Linked DNA regions of Homo sapiens: region 2 is linked to region 1. A link is a loop called in an ENCODE intact Hi-C map of the cell type or tissue named here. Cell type or tissue: chondrocyte. All regions are shown on one strand. Each heading gives the region's core, and the rest is flanking DNA. Links, peaks and the distances in the headings are about the cores only.

What was found. A loop is a pair of places that touch in the nucleus more often than their neighbours do. Peaks named below come from ENCODE experiments on the same cell type or tissue, not always from the same donor. Only the 100,000 strongest peaks of a DNase experiment are listed, where the experiment ranks them.
Region 2: a loop joins it to region 1, with 4 times the contacts of the local background. A loop is called at or near these places in 3 of 110 quality-filtered maps.

Annotation. Positions count from the first base shown.
Region 1 is chr2:74,916,953-74,925,092 of GRCh38, forward strand. The region is part of intron 1 of LINC01291 (long intergenic non-protein coding RNA 1291); the gene reads left to right. LOC105374809 (a long non-coding RNA gene) reads right to left here. Exons shown (of 5, transcript NR_187884.1): 4 at 7,864-8,140; 5 at 1,274-3,334. Among named protein-coding and RNA genes, the nearest start is that of LINC01291, 12 kb to the left of the region's middle. In chondrocyte, for the core only: CTCF peaks have their summits at 2,987 (motif pointing right) and 3,234; a DNase peak (open chromatin) is centred at 3,050.
Region 2 is chr2:75,286,110-75,294,249 of GRCh38, forward strand. LOC107985900 (a long non-coding RNA gene) reads right to left here. Exons shown (of 2, transcript XR_001739546.2): 1 at 1-8,140. Among named protein-coding and RNA genes, the nearest start is that of TACR1, 91 kb to the left of the region's middle. RefSeq lists an enhancer at 1,622-1,671. In chondrocyte, for the core only: CTCF peaks have their summits at 4,820 (motif pointing left) and 5,024; no DNase peak of the experiment used is centred there.

The DNA.
Region 1 (8,140 bases), core at 1,951-4,450:
GCAAAGGGAGGGGCAAAAAAGGAGTTGAGCATGATGTGGTCATCATTAGAGCTGTTCACAAATATTTTGGTTGTTTTCTTTTTTTTTTTTTGAGATGGAGTCTTGCTCTGTCATCCAGGTTGGAGTGCAGTGGCACAATCTCAGCTCACTGCAACCTCTGCCTCCCGGGTTCAAACAATTCTCTGCCTCAGCCTCTAGAGTAGCTGGTATTACAAGCACCTGCCACCAAGCCCAGCTCATTTTTGTATTTTTATTAGAGATGGGGTTTCACCATGTTGGCCAGGCTGGTCTTGAATTCCCGACCTCATGATCCGCCTGCCTCGGCCTCCCAAAGTGCTGGGATTATAGGTGTGAGCCACCGTGTCCAGCCAGTTGTTTTCTTTTTTGGGCACTTAGTAAGTTTGTGCTTCCAACCCTCCTTTAAGTTAGGTGTGGCCATATGACTTGTTTTGGACAATAAAATGTAAGCAGAAGAGGTGCACGGGGCTTCTGGGCAGAAGCATTTCACTGCAAGTGCAAGACCCTGCAACATGCACCTTCCCCTGTCTCTAAAAACATGAAAACATTTTGTCAAGATACAGCCTCCGTCAGCCTTAGTCCCTCAGTGAAACTGATGAGTAGAGTCTCCTGTCAACTCAGCCTGGACATCAGCAAAAACATGAACATTTGTGGTGTTTTTGGGGTTCTTTGCTACGGAAGCATCACCTAATTTATATCGACAAATACAGATAACATGATGACAGCATTTATTCTGAACAACTGGAAGATTAGAGTTTTGATTTATTGAGATGGAAAAGGCTGTGGGAGCAAATGGGAGCAAAAGGTTTGAAGGGGGAGGATTAGGAATTTGCTTTTGGACATGCTACGTTTGAACGCATTAGGCATCCACGTGCAGATATTGAGTCAGCAGTTGGGGATGTATGGGTCTGAAGTTCAGAGGAGAGTTCAGGCTGGAAAGAATATATTCGGAGTTGTAAACGTGAGGCCAGGCAGGATCACGAGGAAGTGAGTGTCAGTAGAGAAGAATGTGCATAGCCTTAGGCACTTGAGTGAATAGGCTCAACTGTGTGGAAGTCTGCTGACAGGTCATCTAAGATGAGGACTCTCAACTGACCGTTGGATTTGCAATGTGGACCTGAAGAGTAATTGTGGTGAAGTTGTGAGAATGAAACTGAAGTGGGTTCAAGAAAGAACGAGAGGAGAGAAAGTGGAGTTTGAGTATAAATAACTCTTTTGGAGAGGATTGGTGTAATTGAATGGCAGGGGTATGAGATTTGAGGTCAAGGAAATATTTTTATTATTTTTTACGATGAGAGAAATTGTAGTACACATGTATATTTATGGGAATGACTCAGTAGAAAGACCAAAAATTTCATATGTGAGAGAAGGACCAATTGATGAAGCGATGTTCTTGCGTGGGCGCGAGGATGGGATCGAGTGCACAGCGGAAGGTGGCACTTAGGAACACGCAGCACTCGTCCATGCCAGCAGGAGGCAAGGCAGAATGGTGAGTACAGGCACACGTGTACTGATGTGGTGCTGGGAGTGTGGGTAGAATAGGCGGTTGTTCTGGATGATGGATACGGTTTTTCTCAGCTCTTAAAAATGTATTATTTCAAAATCAAACTTTTCATCATAATCTTGTCTTTAGCTCTTTCCTATTCTTCATCTTGCAGATCTAGATAGTCATTAGGCTCTGTTGATTTCACCTACTGAGTGGGTCTTGTCTGTAATGCCCATCTGGCTCCTTCAGCTCAGTGCGATGGAAGGGCTCTGCTCTGTAGCGACTAGAATTTAAAGCTAGCTGGAATTTATCAGGCATTTGATGGCTACCTGTTTAGGGGCCCTACCAGGGAAGTATTCCAATAAAATTGGGATAATAATATGCTTACCCCATAGGCCCATTTAGAGAATTAAGATAAATATCAGGTGCTAAGCGCTCAGCATTTCCCTGGCACATAGGAGGTTGAGCTGTTGGTATCTTCATCCACCATCACTGCTGTACTTCATGGTGAGCTTTCTATAGAGCAGGTCTCTGCTTTAGAACCTCTGACTCTGCCAGCTACCTGGATCAAATTTGAACTTTTCACCTGTTAAACCAAGGCTTTCACGATCTGGCCCCAAACTCCCTTTTTTGCCCCATGTCCCAGCACTTCTCTTTCATGTTCCTTCTATTTCAGACACAGAACTAGCCCTTCTTCAACCTATATCCTTTCTTTTCAGTTCCACGATTTTACGGAAGATATCTTGTCACTAAGCCTGGCAAAATCCTGCCCATTCTTTAAGATTTAATATATATCACGTTTTCCTGCGGTACTTCCTGGACTTCCCTTCGGACGCCTCTGGTCCCCAGTCTGGCTCCTTCTTAGGCCTGTCCCGTAATTCTAAGCTTGTCTGGCTGTCCTTCCACTATGAGCTCTTTGGGAGCAGGATCTCTGTTTGGTTCCATTCTTTTTGGTGCCTTGAACAGTACCTGGCACCAATAAACACCTTAAGGAATGACCACATTCCTTATTCCCTCCTTTGTATCCACCTCTTTCCTAGCCCTTAGTGTTGCACATTGTTGATGGCCTGTCTTCCCCATCACGCTATTAATGCCCTGGGAAACAAGACATTATCTTTATTTCTCCCCACGTCGCCAGAGCCTAACACACAGTGGCTCCATCTCCGCTCACTGCAACTTCCGCCTCTCGGGTTCAAGCGATTCTTGTGCCTCAGCCTCATCATGAGTAGCTGGGATTACAGGTGTGCGCCACCGTGCCCGGCTAATTTTTGTATTTTTAGTAGAGATGGGGTTTCGCCATGTTGGCCAGGCTGGTCTCCAACTCCTGACCTCAAGTGATCCGCCCGTCTCGGTCTCCCAAAGTGCTGGGATTACAGGCTTGAACCATCGCTCCAGGCCTCGATAAATGTTTAATGAATAAAACGATGAAAGGACCCGTCGCCTCCTAAATGCAGATCTCGAGGGAGCCTCCAGGTGGCGCTCGCCGCTCGGAGAAGCAGGGAGTCGGTGCGCCGCAGCTCCGGCAGGCGTCTGGGAGGTGGTCGCCTCCTCACCTGCCCAGGCGGCCGTCCCCCGGGAGCGGGTGGCGGTGACCTCAGGACTGACGCACTGCCTCCTCCGGGCGGGTGCGCAGCCTGCGTCAGGGGCGCTGTTCTCCCTGTGCTCTTGGACCCCGCAGTTGTTTTAGGAACATTCACTGGAGAGCGAGAAGGGGGCCGCCTTCCGGTGCCCGGTGGGCAACACCTAAGCCGCGGTGTTTACTGGTGAGGGAGTCGGCTGTCTGCTGGCGGCTGTGACAGCTGCAACACGCCACACAAAGATGTTATTTACCTGTCATATTAATGATAGTGTTAGCAAGTGCGTGGCACGTCCAGTACTTTTTTTTTTTTTTGAGACGGAGTCTCGTTCTGTCGCCCAGGCTGGAGTGCAATGGCGCGATCTGGGTTGACAGCAACCCCCGCCTCCCGGGTTCAAGCGATTCTCCTGCCTCAGCCTCTCGAGTAGCTGGGATTACAGGAGCCCATGACGAAGGCCGGCTAATTTTTTGTATTTTTAGTAGAGACGGGGTTTCACCGTGTTGGCCAGGATGGTCTGGATCACCTGACCTAGTGATCCTCCCGCCCCCGCCTCCTAAAGTGCTGTCCAGCACTATTCTAACTGCTATGTACACATTTACTCAAAGGTACATAAGATAATACAAAATAAAAATTTCCATTTTATAATGAGGAAACATAGGGGCAGAGGTTGGATAACTTGGCCGAGATGGTCCATTTAGCAGTAGCAGAGGCATGGTTAGAACCCAGGCGGTCTATACCAGAGCTGGCAGATGCCCCTTTTATGCACCCCTGCCTCCCTCTCAATGTCCAGCAGGGCTACCATCCGTGTTCCAGCTGGCCCGCGCTCAGCCAGCCAGACACCATTTATTAAGCACTTACTATGTGCCAAACACCTTGCTTAGTGTTGGGGATGAGCAGGTAAAGGGGAGAAAGTGTCTCCCTTTCAGAAGCCTCCAGGCTATCAAGGGAGAAAAAAGTGTTGTGGGTGAAAAAGGTGTTGTGGGGGATGGTTGTGCCAAACGGTAATGATGGACAGAGTAACAATGGGCACCCATGGGAGGAGCCGTGGCAAAGGAGATGCTGGCCTTCCCAGACAGCCCACCTGGCCCTTTTCTTGTGTGCCGCTCTTGTTATGGGTTTTTCTGGGGGAGGCATGGGGACACTGGTGCTCTGGCCTCGGTTCTGAGAGCCTGTCCAGGCCCGAGTCCCTCTAGGGCTTGGGCACACCCCACTCCAGTCTTGTCCTTGAATCCCTGCACAGTGGCTGGGACCCTTGTCCTTAGTGCCAACTTCTCTGGTGCTGCCTGCCTGCCTAAATTTCTGAATATCAGGGACTGTGCTCCACTTGCTGCTTGGACACTGCTCCCATCCTCCCACCGGTTCCCATCCTCAGCCTGGTCCCATGATCAACAGCCACAGCTTGCCTGATCTTCCCCTAAACTCTGGTTTTTGTGGCCCCAGACTAGCCAGCTCCCTGTCCTTCTGGTGCAATCACACTTCTACCTCTGCTCCAACTAGTGGTGTCTATGTGTAAGACCCCCAGATCCCAGACTCTTTCCTTTTCCTCTGATACATCAGTCCCCTGCTGACTCCACCCATCCTAGATGCCTTCTCGGTTGATCACTTGAACCACTTTCTTGCTGGCCCCTCAATTTTCTGTCTCCTTGTAAACACTTGCTCTAGAAACCCCCTCCTTTCTCCACTTCTTCACCTGGGGTGCTCAGGGATGCTGAGCTGGAATTCCCAGAGCTGGCAGGTTGGTGCTGGGCAGTTTTGGAAACATGATTTTCAGGCCCCAGTGTAAAAACATGTGGGGCCAGGCACAGTGACTCACATCTATAATCCCAGCACTTTGAGAGGCAACTCAGGAAGACCACTTGAGACCATGAGTTTGAGACCAGCCTGGGCAACATAGCCAGACCCTGTCTCTGCCAAAAATTAAAAAAAAATTAGCCAGACATGGTGGTGCGTGCCTGTAGCCCCAGCTACTAGGGAGGCTGGGGTGGGAGGATGGCTTGAGCCCAAAAGGTTGAGGTTGCAGTGAGCTATGATTGCATCACTGCACTCTCACCTGGGTGACAGAGTGAAACCCTGTCCGTAAACAACATACTTTTTATTGTCTGTAAAAAACAAACAAACAAATAAATAAAATAAACACATGGGGCCCTTGTTCAAAAATTTTAAGAATTTCAAGATGACAACAGTAGACAGCAGTTAAACCAAGTTCAGGGCCCTTCTACTCATGGAGCCTGTGTGACTGCATGGGTTATAGCCCCCTGAAGTGCTGGGCCAATGCCCCCACCTTCTCAGAGCTTCCAGGGCTATCTGATTACTCTGAAGTCTCAGACCTGTGGTCTCTCCTGTCTTCTCAAGTGGCCTGCCACCACGGTTGTCCTTAGCTATCCCATCCCATCCCATCCCATCCCATCCCATCCCATCCCATCCCAGTCTCAGACAACATTCCCTGCAGCCTCACTTGCATTCACCCAGGCTTTCTAGAGTGGAGGAGAAAGCCTGGAGTTCCCAACAGTGGGAAAGCTACCTGGACCAGGTGGTGTGGTTGACAATGACTGAGAATCTGTCTTCAGGGATCCCTGCAGAGGCTGGTGTCCTCAACTGTACAGGGATTGGATCTAGATGTCAAGGGAGAAGACGGAAGGTAGAGAAGGAACCAACAAGCAGGCTCCTTCCCATTCTGACTAACTGGGCACTTTCCACAACTTCCTGAATCTAATTCTCTAGGGGCCTTTTATTTTTCCTGTTTCATAATTGTAGAGATGAGGAAACAGGCTCAAAAAGGTTAAGCAGCTTGCGAGCCCACACAGCTAGTAACTGGTGGCAGCAGGCCTTAAGGCTAGGTTGGTGTGAGGGCAAAATCCTACCCTTTCCTCCTTGAATCTCGCTTTCCTAAGGGGCAGAGCTAGGCCTTGACAGTTATTCCCTAATCAAATCTAACTTCCTTTCCTGCCCCCTCTCCCCTGCCACCATCACAATGATTGCCTCATGAGGAAATTTAATCTCATCCTCAGAACCTGCCAAGTTGAGCACTTCTGCTCGCTGATGATAAAAAGAATACCCAACTCTCAGGAAGAAAAAGTCATTTGGCTGTTCTCTGACAGTCCCTCCTCATCTGAACCTCACCTTTCCAGAGTGGGAGAGAATTTTGTCCCTCTCTGCTCCCCACTTGCCCCTGGCCCCGGTTATCTCTGGGCATCTCTCTTTTTCTTCTCTTTTCCTTTTCTTTCCTTTTTTTTTTTTTTTTTTTTTTTTTGGAGACGGAGTCTTGCCCTGTTACCCAGGCTGGAGTGCAAAGGCATGATCTCTGCTTATTGCAACCTTTGCCTCCCGGGTTCAAACGATTCTCCTGCCTCAGCCTCCCAAGTAGCTGGGATTACAGGCACCTGCCAGTTAATTTTTGTATTTTTAGTAGAGATGGGGTTTCACCATGTTGGCCAGGCTGGTCTCAAACTCCTGACCTTGTGATCGGCCTGCCTCGGTCTCCCAAAGTATTGGGATTACAGGCATGAGCCACTGTGCCCAGCCATCTCTCACCCTTTTGTCCCCCATTTGAAACTTTGCCACCAGCCTGGTCCTGGCCACAAGCAGGGTCACATGTTTTCCTGTCTTACTTCATGCCCCTTTCTTTTTTTGTTGAGATGGAGTCTCGCTCTGTCATCCAGGCTGGAGTGCAGTGGTGTGATCTCGGCTCACTGCAACCTCCACCTCCCGGGTTCAAGTGATTCTCCTGCCTCAGCCTCCTGAGTAGCTGGGACTACAGGCACCCACCACCACACCCAGCTAATTTCCATATTTTTAGTAGAGACGAGGTTTCACCATGTTGCCCAAGCTGGTCTTGAACTACTGACCTCAAGCAATCTGCCCTCCTCAGCCTCCCAAAGTGCTGGGATTAGAGGCGTGAGCCACCATGCCCGATCACCCCTTGCTTTTTGATTGTGCTTCAGCCAGCGCCCCTCCCGAGGCAGGTAAAAGTGGTATTTTTTTTTAAATTTTATTATTATTATACTTTAAGTTTTATGGTAAAAGTGGTATTTAGGAGACTCTTGGAAATGAGATCACTGACCAGATACTTGATAATGTTAGGAATTTGTGTTATCTAGATGTGGTGAAGGCACTGAGGTTATATATATATTTAAAGGAATCAGTTTCTGAGGTATAGCTCAAAATATTAATTGACGAAACCAATCCCAAACCAAATATTTGGGATTTGCCTCAAAATAATATCAGAGGGGAGAAATAAGTAGGGTTTTTGGTTAAAACAAGATTGACTATAAATTAATTGATGGTTGCTGAACCTTGGTGCTGGGTACATGAGGGTTCATTGTGCTATTTAACCTACTTTTGCATTTGTCTGAATTTCTCCATGATAAAAAGTTTTTTTTAAATGTTAGGCATTAAAATGAAAGACAGTAAACTCAAGAGCTCTGTGTATGTAAGAGTGAGAATGGGGTGGCAGAACTGGGAAGGGGCCTAAAGTAGGTGAGTGCAACGAGGCAAAGTACAGCACATTTCTGCTTTCCTGGAATAAGTCTGTAAGCAGCCACAGCTCTCCCAACCCTGCCCCAGGCCCGCTGTCCTCAGCTATGACTAGCAGGAGTCCAGGGTCCACTGCTGGGAGCCCACCTCCTCCATCATGTCTTGCTGGAATCCCGGGGGCTTATGCAGGCCTGAATGGGGCTCCCTGAGACTTCTGTCTAAGGAAGCCATGCACTGGCCAGCTTCATGGCTGTGGCTGCTCTTTCCCTCTCTGACACGGGATGCTTTTGCTGGGTGATGGCCCCTTACCTTGGCTTCTGCTGTTTTCTTTTCCAGCAAAGGGTGCTTCTCTGGGTGGGGCTTCAGAAAGAGGCTGGCCCCATAGTGCCTCTCCCTTCTAGGATCCGCTCTGCCCCGGTAGTCTCTTTTATTCTCTCAGGGTGCAACCCTGGGCTGTGGTTTTAGGTGCCCTGCCCTGGTCTTGGTGGGGCTGGCCCCGCCCCATAGGACAAGAAGTTCATGGGCCTTGTCTGTGTGCCACCCAGGGCCAGTCCTCCTTTTGGTGCATGGTTCGTAACCCAGGGCC
Region 2 (8,140 bases), core at 3,818-6,317, 370 kb after region 1:
TTTGTGATAGGTGTGGCCTGACAGCTAACTCTCCAAATTGTCAACAGTGAAGTGTGCTGCCAACCTAAGCCTGATTCTAGCCAGCATCTATCCCCAGGGCTGAATGGTCATGCCGTTCACATTCATCTATGCTCAATGCAGCCAGGGCAACTTGGACATGTTTCAATGTACTGAAGAATTAAATCTCCCCATCTCTCCCTTGATTCCAGGATGGAGGCACTCGGGCTGTCAGGCATTTAAAAAATAAACCTCAAGTGTCTTTTCTATGTCAAGCATTGACCTAGAAGTGAGATAGGGAAGACAAGCACTGTGCCTTCATGGGGCTTATAACACCAGTGGAAGGAGAAAGAAAAGTACAAAGTCAGAAGTTCATGACTGCAGTCATGGACTCACAGCCCAAGGAAGTCTTTCTGAGTCAAAGGAGACATGTAGAAGAGCATTTAGAGCAAGGGTTCTCAACTGGGGGTAATTTTGACCTCCAAAGGACATTTGGCAATGTCTAAAGACACTTTTAATTGTCATAACTGTGGGAGTGGAGGCTGCTAGTGGTGTCTTGTGAGTAGAGAGGCTAGGGATGCTGTTAAACCTCCCAAATGCACAGGACAGCCTCACAACAAAGAATTATCTGGCCCCGAACATCAGGTGTGCCAAGTTTGAGAAACCCTTCTTTAGTGGGAGGGCAAAGAAGCTGAGGGAATCAGGACTTTCACTGACTGGGCTGGGGTTCAGGGCTGAGAGCCAGTAATAATAGGAATAAGGACAAACAAAACAAAACAAACAAAACAAAAGCCTGAAAACTACGGCAGAGGGTGAGTTGGATGTATAGATTAGCAGCAGCAGTAGTGTCATGCAGCTGTCATAAGTGACAGCTTGGGGAGCTTGGCTACAGAAGATGATTCCCAGAGCCATTTAAGGCAAAGGAACGCCTACATGCCTGTGATGGACTCAGAGTGAACCTGCAGGTGCTGGCTACTACTGGCTGAGTGAAGGAAGTCAATAGGGTTGAAAGTGGCCTTTAAGTGGGCCTGGTGGCTCACGCCTGTAATCTCAGCACTTTGGGAGGCCAAGGCGGGTGGATCACGAGGTCAGGCGTTTGAGACCAGTCTGGCCAACATAGTGAAACCCTGTCTCTACTAAAAATACAAAAAATTAGCTGGGAGTGGTGGTGCGCACCTATAATCCCAGCTACTCAGGAGGCTGAGGCAGGAGAATCGCTTGAACCTGGGAGGCAGAGGGTGCAGTGAGCCGAGATCACGCCACTGCACTCCAGCCCAGGCGACGGTGCAAGACTGTCAAAAAAAAAAAAAAAAAAAGAAAGAAAAGAAAGAAAGACAGAAAGTGGACTTTCAGTATTTCCTAAATAATTTCAGGGTAGGGACTAATTCTTAGCATGTTTATGTTCTCCATAATGCTTAACCAAGTGTCCTATATTTGTTCAATTACTGCTTATTAATTGACTGATTGATGGTGTCCTTAATTGGTCATGCCATTTCCATCCACCTATGCTCAGCACAGCCAGGACAATTTGGACATCTTCCAATGTATTGAAGAATTAAATCTCCCAGTGAGGATCTTGGCAATCATATCACCAATAGGCTTGGATTCAAATCTGCATTTAAATAGCAATGAAACAAACACACTCCATCCCTGTGGATAGCAAGCAGCATAATCTGCTTACTTATGGCTGGGCACCTGTGAGAAATGAAAGTGATAGGCAGTAACTTCAGTGATGAATTACAGAACAGTTTCATTTAGCTCATTGCACCAAGACAAAGCATCCCAGCAGCCTCTGGAGAAATTAATGTACCTTAACTTGAATTAGTGGATAATTTCAGATCAGCTATTTTACATATCTAGCTGCTTCTCCTTCCCTCCATAGGCCACCTCTTGCCCTTTCTCTTCCTAAATCTGGCTCTCAAAGCTAAGTATTCTAGAAGTTAAACATTGAAGTAGAAATCAGTGGACATGATTCATGTCCTTACCCTCTCAGCAGATGCCTAGCCTTGTTCCTTTTTTACAGAGCCTTGTTTTCACAATTGTCATGTTAGCTCATGGAGGAAGTTGTTACTTCCTCCCATGATAGTTACATGACCATGGAGAACCCTAGAAGTCAGACAGACTTTACAATCCAAAGAAAATTACTCCTCGGTGGTAGGATTTTAGGTACCACAAAGGCAACTGTGGACAGAGAAAGCCTCTGACTGCCCCTAAAAATCACATCATATCTACAAATAAATAATGATGCCATTGCTTGATCATTAAATTCCTGTGGGATGTTGGCCGTGAAACTTCATCTTTTTGTATCTCTATTTCTCCCTTCCTGATGATACTTCCTTTCCATTTGCCAATCCACAACTGGCAAGGAGATCATCAAACGCAGTGGGCAAAGGCAGAATTTCTCTCTTTCTCATAGTATTTGCTGTAGTTCCACACATGGTGACTGAACACCTGGAGCAGAGGCCCCGTTGCACACTGAATTGGCCTCATTATATCATGAGCAAGATCTTCTATCACTGTTACTCCTTATTGTTGTGAAGACTTCTTTTATGTCTGGAAAGACATTTAGGCAACTTAGCATTGTGATAGAAAACAGCTAAACTACTACAGTTTTCTAAGTTCAAATCAAGATTTCACTCACCCCCTAGCATCTTACTAAAACCTGGGTTTCCTATAGGGGAGGATAAATTGCCCACAAAGTTATGACTACCAGAATTGGGACTCTGTTCTGTGAAGTAGAAATAAATGCAGAGACCATTTTTTCATCCTAGAGTAAGTAGAAAAAAAGCAACAGTTATTTTCACTTTCTTTTGGCACACTTGGTTTGGCCTAAAACCATCAACTGTAGAGGTATATTGGTCTTGAAAAGAAAAAACAACCAAGGTGTACAGAAAAGGAAGTGCCTACTTGCATAGTGGAGTTAGAGAAGGTTTCCCAGAGAGGCCATTTTACTTGGCCATTGAATGCTGCAAAAGTAGAACTTTTATAGACATGCAAGTATCAGAGGCATGTGAACCAGAACAACTCCATCTTGAATAGGAACTGGGCAAAATGAGGCTGAAACCTACTGGGCTGCATTCCCAGACAGTTAAGGCATTCTAAGTCACAGAATGAGATAGGAGGTCGGCACAAGATACAGGTCATAAAGATCTTGCTGATAAAACAGGTTGCTGTAAAGAAGCTGGCTAAATCCTACCAAAACCAAGATGGCCAGGATAGTGACCTCTGGTCATCCTCACTGCTACACTCCCACCAGTGCCATGACAGTTTGCAAACGCCATGGCAACGTCAGGAAGTTACCCTATATGGTCTGAAAAAGGGGAGCACGAATAATCCACCCCATGTTTAGCATATCATCAAGAAATAACCGTAAAAATGGGCAACCAGCAGCCCTCGGCTATGCTGTCTATGGAGTACTCATTCTTTTATTCCTTTACTTTCTTAATGAACTTGCTTTCACTTTTCACTGCGGACTCGCCCTGAATTCTTTCTTGTGTGAGATCCAACAACCCTCTCTAGGGGTCTGGATGGGGACCCCTTTCCTGTAACATATTTCTCTGTCCTGTAACACTAAGAATAACAAGACATTACAGCTGTTTCTGTAATAAACAGCCAATAAACATTAACAGCTTAAAATGGTAAAGGTTTATTTCTTTCACTGTGTGCCCTTTCTGGGTTTGCAGGCACATTGTGTATTACTGTCATTCAGGAAGCAAGCTTCAAAGTTGCTTGTTACCATGCCAGAGACAAAATTAAATATATCAAAACATACTGGCTCCAAAAGTGACACACAACACTTCTACTCAACTTCCACTGGGGAACACAAGGCACATGGCCACGCCTAACTTCAAGTGGGCGGGAGAGTCATTCTTCCATGTTCCTGGAGAGTGGGAAGCAGAATATTTGTGAGTAGCCTTAAAACTATCCTGAGGCATGTGGCTAAGAAGAAAGGCATCAAAGAGCCTGGCATGTTTGAGACACAGTAAAAAGGTGAAATCTTAGCTTGGAAACCACCAATGAAAAACGTTATATGCCATACAATTTGGAATTTGTTCTGAAGGTGTGAAAAGTTTTTTTAAAAAGGATGTTAAGCCAAGGAATGATGTATTACATTTGTTTGAGGTACCTGATAATCAGATTAAATCAGATTCCAGCGCAATGATCCCCCTTGCTGCCACATGTGGAAAAATTCACAGATAACCTTGATGGGCTCCTCCATATGGGCTCCTAGGAAGAAAGAGTGAGCCAGGGTTCATGATGGGGCAGCACCAATTTGCTTTCCTGATTTTGTAACAGGGAAAGCAAAGTATTAAGCAGTATGGAGTGATCATTTTGCACTGTAGCATACTTCTTAAAGTTCATTCAGGTACCAGAGGCATTACCATGCATTATGCTAGGAGCACTGCCCCATGGCCAGTAAACTGAAATGCTATTTCCAGACTGGTAAAAAGTGAGATTAGCAAATGTGTTTACAACTTGCAATCCTAGCCCTTCACCCAGGAGCTGTGTTGAAACAACCTGAATCTAAGGGCATAATTAAGAGGACCCAGGGATTTATAGTTTGAGGCTTTTTGCCTGAGTACTTTCCCCAATTCACCCACTACTCTGAGCACAGAAATCCACAAATGTGCTGTCCTGAGGTGTGAGAGGGCAAAGGTCACAGCATTAGAGCAACCAGAATGTTCAAAAGTGTGTTGGTTTCCTACGGCTGCTGTAACAAGTGGCTATAAACTAGGTGGACTGCAATAGCAAAAATTTATTCTCTCACAGTTCTGGCTGTCAGCAGCCTGAAATCAGGGAGTCAGCAGAGCCGTGCTCCCTCTGGAGGCTCTAGGGAAAATCCATTCCTTGCCTTTTCAAATTTCTGGTGACTCTAGGCATTCTTTGGCTTGCAAATTATCACTACACTCTCTGCTTCCAAAGTCACATTGCCTCCTACTCTTCTGTATGTCTTCTTTTATGTGTCTCTGTCCCAACACTTCCTGTCTCTCTCTTATTAGAATACATGTGATTGCATTTAGGGCACACCCAGATAATCCAGGATAAATTCCTGCTCTCAAGATTCTTAATCACATCTTTGCCCCATTCATTTCATTTATTCATTTTGAAGGTAACATTCATAGGTTCCAGGGATTAAGATGCAGAAATATATTTTGGCAGGGGTGGGGGGGGCTACCATTCAACCCACTCTATAGTGGAAATCCTGGAAGGAAGGGTTCCTCAGAGGGATTGAGCCCCAAAATATGCATTTAAAATATGCCCAAAGCTTTGGCTAGCTGTCAAACTATACTATAAGTGTGGGACCCAAGAGAGCCTGATCAAAAAGAAGCAGCTGAAAACTGAAAAAACTGAGTGGAGATTCTAGCTGCTGCCAATGGAAAGGGAGACCATTTGGAGTTTGACTCTAGCTAAGTTAACTCTCTGCTAGAAAAAAAACAAATCATGCTCCAGAGAAATAACAGAATCTAAAGCCTCCATGGAGGAGTTGGCTTCAGGTCAAAATTGTATAACCATAAACAATTACAAAGATTTACCTGGCAGCCTGGCAAGGGGGAAAACTTACCCTCCCTCCCCGTGCCAGACTTGGTGCACAGTTAGTACATTGCAATCTCTGAAGGAAGTTGAGACTCCTTCAGAGACTGAAGACTCTGAAGTGGAGGACTCAGTCACCCTCTCCACCAACCCTAGCTAGCCATGCTCTTGTGCATATCTGCATTTCCAGCCAAGGCACCTCCATTCAGCAGCCTCCTTATGGGTAGGGTGGGGTGGGGTTCAGCTTAGATACCATGCAGGCACCACTGCTAAGACCTCCTTATCCTTGAGGACACTTTTCACCACTCTGACTCAGTCTTTCATGCGTATCTTTTTCCTGTTTCTCTCATTCCATCCCCCGAGTCCAGAAAATGGCAGGAACCTTTTGTTCCCCAGCTGCAGTGATCCATCTGACCCTCACCTGGTGGCACTCCATGAGGAAAAAATGGAGCATTGAGAGAACTGGCACTACTCTTCTCTTTTTGGCCTCTTGCTTAGACTAACACAGTAAGTGAATAAAGGCTTGATTGTTGCTTTCAGTTTGGCTGTTGCCTGAATTGATCACCTTGACACCTCATAGCTCTCAACATCTACTCTATATATTCATAATGTACAGTTTTCAGTTAAAAAATAAGACATGTAGAAACACAAAAATGATGGTGATACTCAAGAAGAAGGAAGATGAGGACGAGGAGAAAAATATAAACCAGACCCAATATTGTCTAGATGCTGCAATTATCAGACAAGGACTTTAATGCAGCTGTTATAAATATAGTCAAGGACTTAAAGGAAAATATATGTACAATGAATAAGCAAATGGAGAATATCCATAGTGAAAAAAACTATATTAAAGAACAAAATTTGAATTCTAGAGCTGAAAAAAATAAAATTATAGAAATAAAAATTTATTGACTTAACTGTAGATTAAAAATAGCAAGAGTCAGTGAATTTGAAAATAGATCAATAGAAATGATCTAATCCGAAGAACAGAGAAAAAATGATGGAATTAAAATGAACAGTCTCTCAGAGAACTGTCAAACCATTTATCAAGTAGCTTAATGTGTATGCAATTGGAGTCCTGGGAAGAGAAGAGATAAAAAAAATTGAGCAGAAAAAATACTTAAAGAAACACTGAATGAAACTTATGAAGGACATCAATTTAAAGATCCAAAATGCGCCCACAAACCCCAATAAATATAAATGCAAAGAAAATCACATCAAGACATATCATAGTCAAATAGATAAAATGGAAAGATAAAAAAGAATTTTGAAAGCAACCAGAGAAACAATGATGTATTACATACAGTGGAAAATGGATGCAGATCACGGCTGGCTTCTTATCAGAAACAATAAAGAATGGAAAACAATGGCTACTTTCCTGGCAAAACCTATGCTATGACTCATATCTCAGTCATATTATAAGCTACAGCTAATAGATAGAAATCTGCTCTAATCACCCACACAAAGTGTCATTATAGAGACTAGAGCCAGGTTTCTTACTCATTATGGAGTAGAAGAGGCAGTGTATAGGCTTCTTGGGATACTAACTAAAAGACACTGGGACCAAGGCTTCAAAGAAACAATGTCAAGTTGGGGAACAGAGGCCTCAGAATTGGGGAAGTCAAAAGCTAAAAATGCAGTACCAGCTGTTTACAGCAGGCCCACTGCCATCTTAAACCTATAGTAGGGCTTGAGCAGGCACATTGGCTTCAGGATCTGATTTTTAAGATGGAGATGGCAAGAATAGCGTTGTAGCCTCTAAGATTAGGCCTACAAGTCCCCTTAACAAGAGTAGTTGCTCTAACATATTGATTCTTTACAATAGACCAACAACTTGGGGATTCAATTATTCATTAAACAAATATTTATCATGCACCTACTCTGTTAGGCTATTTTACATTCTGGAGATACATCAGTAAGAAAATAAGGCAAATCTTATTGCTCTTATGTTGCTTATATTCCAGCAGAAAGAAAGAAAGAAAAATTATGATAAATAAGTAAATTATCTTATATTAGCAAGTAATAATTAGTATGGAAAAAACAGAGAGATTGTGAGTGTTGAAGGAATATTGAAATTTTAGATGGGATGGTCAGGGTAGGCTTCACTTAGAAGGTGACATTTGAGCAAAGAGTTTAATGATAAGGAAGCATTGTGAATATCTTGGGAAAGAGTTTTGCAGGCAGGGATAATAGCCAGTGCAAAGACCCTGAGGCAAGAATGTGCTTTCGGCTGCACAAGGCCTAGTTCATGCATCCAAACAAGAGGTTGGAGCAGTTTATTTCCTCTCTCTTTGAGGTCAGGATGGATTTTGGGAACTGAAGTGGACTGAGCCAACAAGGCAGGGATCAATATCCAGCAGCTATAAGGAGAAGTGGGGATGCCAAGGCTGAGACTAGGACTGGGCCTGAGAACAGTAGTATGAACTCTGCCACTTCTCACTCAAACTATCGTCTAGCTTTTCTCTTTTTCCTGGATCTTCTTTGTGCCTAATCGATATGTTATTTGTAAGCATGAAATCTGACTTTATGAACTCTGTGATAATGTACAATGTTTTCAAGTTGTTTCACTAAAGGAGTAATTATAAAGTCTTAATTGCTTATCTTTTATATC